Linked DNA regions of Homo sapiens: region 2 is linked to region 1. A link is an interaction called in ENCODE POLR2A ChIA-PET data of the cell type or tissue named here. Cell type or tissue: PC-9. All regions are shown on one strand. Links, peaks and the distances in the headings refer to the core of each region. The heading gives the core; the rest is flanking DNA.

Region 1 (4,396 bases), core at 397-4,396:
AATGGCTAATTCCAGAATAACACATCAGGATTCAAATTCAGACAATACATAATCAAAGAAAGACTAAGGAAAATTTATCTAATCATATAAATGTTTGCATCTAAAGAGCACACTTGTATAAAAACATACGAATTTTATTTAAAATAGAATGATATAAACCCATTTAAAGAGACATGGTTTCTGGAAGAAGTAACAAACATACCCACCTTGAGAGCTAGACAGGTGAGATGACATTTGGTTTATAAAGTAAATTAAGAATTTTATCATCTCCTGTTTAACTCTACCATGCAAGTTTTATACAATAAATATCACATACAGTTTTTCTCCTAATCTTAGATGAGTTCAAAATTTGCTTATTGTCACTAACTCAAAGAAGGAAAAGAGTTGTAAAAAACAGAAGAGAATTAAGAAAGGAAGGAAGGGAGGGGAAGAGAGGTGGGAAGAAAGAGAAACGCATGCAAGCAGGTAGGTAAGCACAGTCAGACTAGACCAGGGGTTCTAAAGTATGCCGTTATGAGCAACAATAGTTCCATTAAAGGCTTTTTGTTTGCTTTTTTAAGAGACAGGGTCTTGCTCTGTTGCCCAGGCTGGAGTACAGTGGCACCATTATAGCACAAACTCAAACCCCTGGGCTCAAAGTGATCCTCCTGCCTCACCCTTCTAAGTAGGTAGGACTATAGGCATGCATCACCACATCCATTGGCTTTTAGTACATGTTAGATACATTTTTTTTTTAAAACAGTGGTTAATATCCCTTTTGCTCACTAATGAGCCCTCAGTGCTTGGCACAAAGAAGCACTGAATACTATTTATTTGTTGAATGAGTAAAGGAATACAAAATTTTAAGAAATAGCAGATTAAACTATTTATACTACTTTTCCAGGGTAATTTTCTAGAAGAAAATGATCACTAAGAGTTATTATTAAGAAACTATCGGCTTCTGGGGCACTTAAGGCCTGTGCTGAATAAGCAGCTGAAGTTGGCTGTTTCAATCTCTTGCTTAAACTGAGTTTGATCATACTTGCAAGAAACACTTCCTTTACAACTTCCAACCAAACTGCAATATGTCACGCAAAAAGTCGATACCAAACGTATCATTAAGAGAAAGAAATAGAAAAGAGCACTTGTTGATCTAGAATTCTATCTCAACATTAACAGTATCTTTAAAAGGCTAGGTTTGCTTTCTGCTTTATGTGTTCTAGGATGGCTTTTTCTTAAAGAATCTATCACCAAGGAGCAGTCACTAACAGAAAAAGTTGTCTTAATTGTGAAACATCAACCTGGCAATGCCAATAACTAAGGCCCAGAATGTAGAAAACCAGCTAACATTTCCCTCTGTCAGGCAATGCAAGTAACTAACTTCTTTGCTTCTTAGAGGATGTATCTCTATCAAGATTTTAGTCCAGTAGACTTAGCCTAATTTAAATCGTTGGCTCTATTTTTAAAAAGTGCTAAAATAATTTCTCAAGTCCAAAAATTCATATTACTCTCTAGGCAAAATTTCAGATGCATTTTAGAATATATGACTACAGTAAGTTTTGGATATATATAGGTTTAGAAAGAGAAGATATAACTAAAATAACAAGGCTATTTCTTATGTCACAAATAAAAATCAGGTTTCTTACTTAATAATAGCCCCTACACTTCCATCTCCATTTATATATACATTGTAATGCTCATGGGGTTGCTACTGTTTATCTAGAATAGCACCTTTCACACTTTGTAGTTTTTGGGCTTAATTGCTGTTACAAATGACAGTGAAGTCTATAGTTTTGGTTTTAGATAAAACTATTTAAAAACCTTTCTGAAAGTGAAGTAAGCTACCATTAGCCCTTTCAAAAAAATTCTGGACAAAAAGAATTACAGAATCTTCATACTGAAATGAGTCTTACAAAATCATCCAAAACAATGACCTCCAATGTTGGGGGTATACATTTCCATGGGTACAAAAGACAATCCACAGGGATACAGAAAAAAGTATCTATCTGCAAAACAAAGTTTTATAAAGATGAGATTTTACATAAAACCTGAAATCTAATTTATAAAAAAACTAAAATGTTATATAAAATCTTAATCTTTTTAAACTCTTATTTTTCCTATAGGTTAAAAAAATTAACTGACAAATAATAATTATACATATTAATGGGGTTCACGGTGATGTTTTGACACATACAGTATATAGCGATCAGATCAAGGGAATTAGCACACACATCATCCCAAATGTTTACCATTTCTTTGTACTGGGAATGTCCTATATGCTTTACAACATATGAGTACAATAGTTTATGTATAAGCTACATATATAGTATGTACAAGTACTTTGCTAAGAGGTACTTATGATCAAATAAGTTTGCAGATCATTGATCTAGAGTTCAACCTTCCTTTCAACCTTTCCATTCATTCTCTGTTTGAACCCTTTTAGACATGTGTGAGATGTGGCCTTTACTTTGTCAGGCAGATGATGACTGGTGATGAACAGTTTAATTGTAAAAATGCTTGCAGCCCAACAGAGAGTAGTAGAATATTGTAGAAAGGGACAAGATTACACAGACCTGGATTCCAAACCGGTTTTGCCACTTACGTGCCATGTGACCTTGGGTATTCATTCACTCTGAGTCTTTCTTCCAATATTTAAACACAGAAACATACACGCTCTGTTAGGATTATTTTGAAGAATGTAAATGAGTAACATATTGAAAACAACCAATAATTTCCTTTTCTTCTCACTTTTCTCCTTACCACTATACTGAGTCAAAATATATGAGGCCGTAACTTCCACCCACTGATGCCACACAGCACTGAACTAATCTCACCATCCAGTGACAGCCATTCTTCAAATATTTGAAGAGACTTAATATGCCCCTCCCTTTCCAATGACTCTTCCCACTGTATTTTAGTAAAGATTTCAGAATTACTCACTGTCCAAATCTTCCTCCTCCAGACGTACCCCAGGTTGTTACACCCTTATTAAAGTGACAGAACTGGCTGGGCATGGTGGCTCACGCCTGTAATCCCAGCACTTTGGGAGACTGAGGCGGGCAGATCATCTGAGGTCAGGAGTTCAAGACCAGCCAGGCCAACATGGTGAAACCCTGTCTCTACCAAAAATACAAACATTAGCCAGGTGTGGTGGCATGCGCCTGTAATCCCAGCTACCTGGGAGGCTGAGGCAGGAGAATAGTTTGAACCTGGGAGGCAGAGGTTGCAGTGAGCCGAGATCGCCGCACTGCACTCCAGCCTGGGCAACAAGAGTGAAACTCCGTCTCATTCATTCATTCATAAATAAATAAATAAAGTGACAGAACTGGACAGCACTGTCACAGCACATATCATTTGTTCAAAATATGTGTTGCCCTTCTGTATTGGCCTATCCCAATGGGAGGATAATGTTCAGGGCCATGGACATTACCCTTGGTCAATGAAATAGGAGTGGTAGTGTACCACTTTCAAGCAGTTCAAGAGGCACCTAAGGCTTTACTGTCTTTGTTTCCCCTCTGCCTTGATCCCAGAGCAAACAAAACATATAGCAGAGTCACAGTCTACAGCTAGTTAAATAACATAAGTGGGAAAGAAGCTTTATTTCTTTGGTTATTTTTTCTTTCTTTTTTAGAGACAGGGTCTTGCCCTGTTCCCACGCTAGAGTGCAGTGGCATGATCATAGCTCACTGCAGCCTCAAACTCCTGTGCTCAAGCAATCCTCCTGCCTCAGTCTCTACAGTAGCTGGCACTACAATAGTGGGTGCCACCATGCCCGACTAATTTTTTTTATTTTTTATTTTGTAGAGATGAGGTATTGCTGTGTTGCCCAGGCTGAACTGGAATGCCTGGCCTCAAGAATCCTCCCACCTTGGCCTCCCAAAGTCCTGGGATTACATGCCCAAATCTTCTTTAGTTGTTTCTAATAGTTGTTAGCCATTGAGATCTAAGGTTGCTTCTAAGTTGATTGATATATTCTTCCAGATGTGATGTCAGTAGAACACTACTTTCATTAACTACTTTCTAGTAGTTAATCCATACAATAATCATGAAGACAATGTTATCAGACCATTTTTCAGATGAAGAAATTGAGGTTCAGAGTAATTACTAACTTGTCAAGCCTTCAAATTTGTAAGTAGAAAACTCAGAACTGGAACTCAATCTGTACATCTCCTGCCTCCAAAGTCCGTGTTCCTCTCATAACATAGGTTTATTAGCTCTCTTGATCTCGGTGCTGTACTCCTACCAGTGCAGCCTTGCATTACACTGGATCACAGAAAATCGGAAAAGAATTACCTATTATCCTCTTATTGTAACTGCTTATGACTTTTATCTATTTCCTTCCAGTCATTCTCATATCAAACTATAGATACAATATGAAAGCTTGCTTTAAAAAAATTACCCTTATTACATTTTCAAT
Region 2 (4,396 bases), core at 191-4,190, 55 kb before region 1:
CTAAGCTCTTCCAGAAAGGGGCTCCAGAGGGAACTTTGCCAGGACAGTTGGAGAACTGCCGAGACAGGCAGGGTTCCTGGTTCCAGAGCCCCACGAGAAAGGGGTCTTTGCTTTGCACCTTCCTGCAGCCTAGCAGGCTGTCCTGCCTCAGAGCAGGACGAGGCCTGGGGTCTTCTAGGAAAGCCCTTTGTACACTGTCAAGGGGATCCCCACGCCAAGGCCATTTACAGCCTTTGTTCTTCCAGCCTGCGGACCCTCCTGCCTAGCCCTGCCATGTTCGCAGCAGCCAGCCAGCCAGCTCTGCCTCTGCCCGAGGCCAGGGACCCCGACCTTAGAGCCTGGGGTTTCTAGGTAGGCTGCCCTGCTTGCCTGTGGTTTGGACAGGAGAGCTGGGCTTGGCCACAAGTGGGTGCTGGAAAGAGGCTTCAATATGACGGACTTTCCGTCTCTGGTTAAATCACAATAAACCACTGGAGGAGAGCTTTGAGGCTGTGGTTTGAATCCTGGGTGCCAGGAGACCTTTCTCCCACCTCGCTTTCCTTGCTGGAAATGAGGGTACAGTAGGTGACCCCTCAGGTCCCTCTGAGCTACCACTCTACAAATCACTCTGCTCAGATTTTAGCTACTGCCATTAAGGCACAGTGCAGAGAGTTTAAAAATTGCTGCAGAGTTTAAAAATTGCCTGACATACAAAAATTAGCCAGGCGTGGTGGCGGGCGCCTGTAGCCCCAGCTACTCGGGAGGCTGAGGCAGGAGGATCACTTGAATCTGGGAGGCGGAGGTTGCAGTGAGCCGAGCTTGCGCCACTACACTCCAGCTTGGGTGACAGAATGAGACTTTATCTCCATAAATAAATAATCGCCCAACAGCAGGCTGGGTCTCCATACCCAGCTTTTCCAGGTTCACCTCTCGTGGCTGTTTTCACATGGATAGGGAAGACATGGGTCATCCTTCCCTCCCAGACTCCCCCCAGGACACTGCCCGGCCCTCTAGACAGCAGGTGGAGTCAGCAGAGGGAGCAGGGCCTTCTTTTTGTGGTTAATGATCTCTGTCCTAAGCAATGCCATGGCCCCAGACTCACATACATCTCTAATAACCAGCAGAGGACTGTTTCACAGAAACTGCTGTGTTCCAGACAAGCAGGGACACCGATTTCCCTCCCACTTGCCACGGGAGATGGGAAGAATGATACCAGCAGCAGGAATCCTTTTTCTGGGTGATCGAAAGACAATTTTCAGTTTAAAAAGCATCCTTGGAATGGCTGTGGGTGAAGCCTTCTCCTGAGGCCTGGGATGGGCTGACTTTAGCACTTTGGCTTTCTATGGGTCTTTGAAGTGAGATGGAGTGAAAGGCTGTTCTACTCAGGTGTCCTCAGACTTGGCACCTGGCTAAGTGCTGTCCCTCGCCCAGATGGGAAGAGGCTGCAGTGACTGGCCCTGGAGCTGATGTTGGCCTATCCCCCAGGATGGTTTTAGCCACCTGGCTGATTGTGGAAACTTCTCCACAAAATGAGATGAATTATACTGTCCTCAACATTCTCCCAATAAATACTCAGAACTACTATCAGCTTAGGCCAAGGCATGGTGATTATACTTTCGAGAAGGATAGTTAAGCAGAGAATCACAGGATATTTTCTAACTGACGACCGGAGGTGTGTGTGTGGAAGGTATCCAGGCCTGGGAAGTTGACACAGGGCAGTGAGATGAGGACAGGCTAAAGAGCCATGGTAGGTTGACCCCAAGAGGCCATTGTGGAGAATACAAGCTGAAATGGCTCTTGCCAACGCCTGGGACAAGCTATTATTTTATCCCAGGAATCCAGAACCAGAAGAAACAAGCAAATGAAGTGATTTTTTTTTTTTTTTTGGAGTGATGGAGAACAATGGCAGTTTTGTTTTGTATACTGTGAGCTCTCAACAGAGTTGGATTTATTTTTCTCTCATATAAACCCCATCCCCCAAACATTTTTTTTTTTTTTTAGAGGTGATGGTAGCAGACAGTGCTTGTCACTAAGTCCTCTCTTGGGGTGGGGGCAGAGGTGGTGAGGAGCACCGGCTTAGGGGAAAAGGCAGGCAAGTGAGGAGCAGGCCGAAGCCTGGGACTGTGGAGGATGTTCGCTCTGTTTGCAGGCTGAGCTGCGGAAGGTAAAAACTCCAGGCCAAAGGATTCTAGAAATATGGGCACAGGGGTCATATTTTCATGAAAAAATAAAAATAAAAGCACAGGGTGGGCCGGGCACAGTGGCTCATGCCTGTAATCCCAGCACTTTGGGAGGCTGAGGTGGATGGCTCACCTGAGGTCAGGAGTTCAAGACCAGCCTGGCCAACATGGTGAAACCCCGTCTCTACTAAAAATACAAAAATTAGCCGGGCATGGTGGTACTTGCCTGTAAGCTCAGCTACTCAGGAGCCTGAGGCAGGAGAATCGCTTGAACCTGGGAGGCGGAGGTTGCAGTGAGCTGAGATTGTGCCACTGCACTCCAGCCTGGGCAACAAGAGCGAAACTGTTTTAAAAAAAAAAAAAAAAAAGCACACGGTGGCATCAGTGACCGAATCCTTACCAGTACACCTCCCTACTCCCTGCCCCTGCAGAAAGCCCGATTAGCTCAAAATGGAATAAGGGTCTCAGGAGTGCAGGGATGGGTTGTCCCTTTCTGTTCACTGGTTTACTTCCTGGTCTACAGGAATAGTCAACTGCACGCTCAGGGAAGACCTTAGGGGAGCTCCAGTCCCCAAAAAACTCACTGTTTTATAATGGAACACTAAAGCCAAACTGAAAAATTAAATGTGATTTATTGCAGTGGATGATCTCTTCAGGGAAGCAGATATCGAACCCAATGGCAAAGTGAAGTATGATGAATTTATCCACAAGATCACCCTTCCTGGACGGGACTATTGAAGGAGGAGAATGGGAGAGCCTCCCCTGGGCCTGAAAACTTGGAGCAATTAATTTTTTTTAAAAAGTGTTCTTTTCACTTGGGAGAGATGGCAAACACAGTGGCAAGACAACATTACCCAACTATAGAAGAGAGGCTAACTAGCAACAATAATAGATGATTTCAGCCATGGTATGAGTAGATCTTTAATAAAAGATTTGTATTGATTTTATTAACTACCGTGAGTCCGGCCCTTTCAAGCATGGAAGGAGCCTGCGGTTTGGAGTCTGGCCTGGGTTCCAGTCCTGGCTCTGCTGCTTCCCACTGTGACTTTGGGCAAATCATTTCACTCCTCAAAGCCCCCCCACACAAGCTGGATTCCCACTTCTTACCTCATGGAGCCTGTTGAGGAAGGATTGAGCTGATGACTTAAGGGCAATCTACCAAGAGACTTATTCTGTATTTGGGGGCTAGAACCATCTTCCATATTTCCAAGATTTTCCAAGATGAAGCCAGTGCTAGCTGAGAAGCAGCAATGAACAGAAAGCTGTAACACTTATGACAACAATTCTTGCAGTGCCAGAGGCCCATTTACAAATTCTCATTTCCATCTCAACAGATATAGTGACATAGCTCAGGCTATTCATTCATAAACACAGAGTGTAGAGTGAAAACACTAGAGTGAAAACACATGCTACAATGAGGCAGCATCAGCTGAGAGCAGGAAGAGCGATCTACTTTACACCCCACACCAAAGGAAACCAGATGTGAGCTGCTAAATTGACTGGCCTTGCAGAGCTCAAGAAGGGGGCTTCCAATGCTGTGAGAATTCCGAGCTGTTCCCTGGGCTCTGTTAACAGGCAGAGAGGTTCCGGGATGGTCTGCTCAAGTGGCCCACACTGGTCATTGCCTTAAGCCACCTCCCCAGGACTTACGGAGAGAAATAAGGGGATGTAACCAGCAATGGCCAGGGTACAACAGCCCTGGAAAACAGTAGTAGGAGCACTAGGCTTTCTGGGAGTCCATCCAGCTGGAGTGGCTTTGAGTGAGTTACACAGCTAGAAGGTGCCAGGTTGGTGCTGCCAGAGATTCAGAGGTGCCATACACTTGTCAAATCTGGATCATTCGTAGTGCCAGCACAGTCCTAAAAGGGCTGGAGTACCACACCAACACAGGTAGGGGTGCAGGGCTTCAAGTACAAAGATTTGCATCCATGTATGTATCAAAAGTGGGTTCTCTGGGCTGTGGCTTTGTCTAGTAGTACCACAGTGGCTAAAGTAGAAGAAAACCAAATCAAATGGGATGTGTCTTTTGGGAGGATGTACAAGACACAAATCTTTCACTAGGCACCGGGCACAGGGAAAACTGCAGGGAACAAGAGTTGTAGTGTTAGTGCAACTGTCTCAACGATGCTGTGTGGCTTCAGACCCAAACAAGGCCCTGAGGAAGGAGACTCTCATTTCCCCAAGCATAACTGCAAGGAGAGGAGGAATTCCTAGGAGCCAAAGAGTTTTGTGGGGTG

The links. ChIA-PET counts read pairs that join two places held together with the same protein. Peaks named below come from ENCODE experiments on the same cell type or tissue, not always from the same donor. Only the 100,000 strongest peaks of a DNase experiment are listed, where the experiment ranks them.
Region 2: POLR2A ChIA-PET joins it to region 1 with 14 read pairs; 4 of 35 experiments call an interaction of 5 or more read pairs at or near these places.

What each region holds. Positions count from the first base shown.
Region 1 is chr15:68,137,362-68,141,757 of GRCh38, reverse strand. The region is part of intron 2 of PIAS1 (protein inhibitor of activated STAT 1); the gene reads right to left. Among named protein-coding and RNA genes, the nearest start is that of CALML4, 66 kb to the left of the region's middle. In PC-9, for the core only: no CTCF peak of the experiment used is centred there; no DNase peak of the experiment used is centred there; H3K27ac peaks cover 963 bases.
Region 2 is chr15:68,192,516-68,196,911 of GRCh38, reverse strand. It overlaps PIAS1 (protein inhibitor of activated STAT 1), which reads right to left. Exons shown (of 14, transcript NM_016166.3): 14 at 3,065-4,396. CALML4 (calmodulin like 4) reads left to right here. Exons shown (of 5, transcript NM_033429.3): 5 at 2,800-4,396. The coding sequence ends at 2,897. Among named protein-coding and RNA genes, the nearest start is that of CALML4, 11 kb to the left of the region's middle. In PC-9, for the core only: no CTCF peak of the experiment used is centred there; no DNase peak of the experiment used is centred there.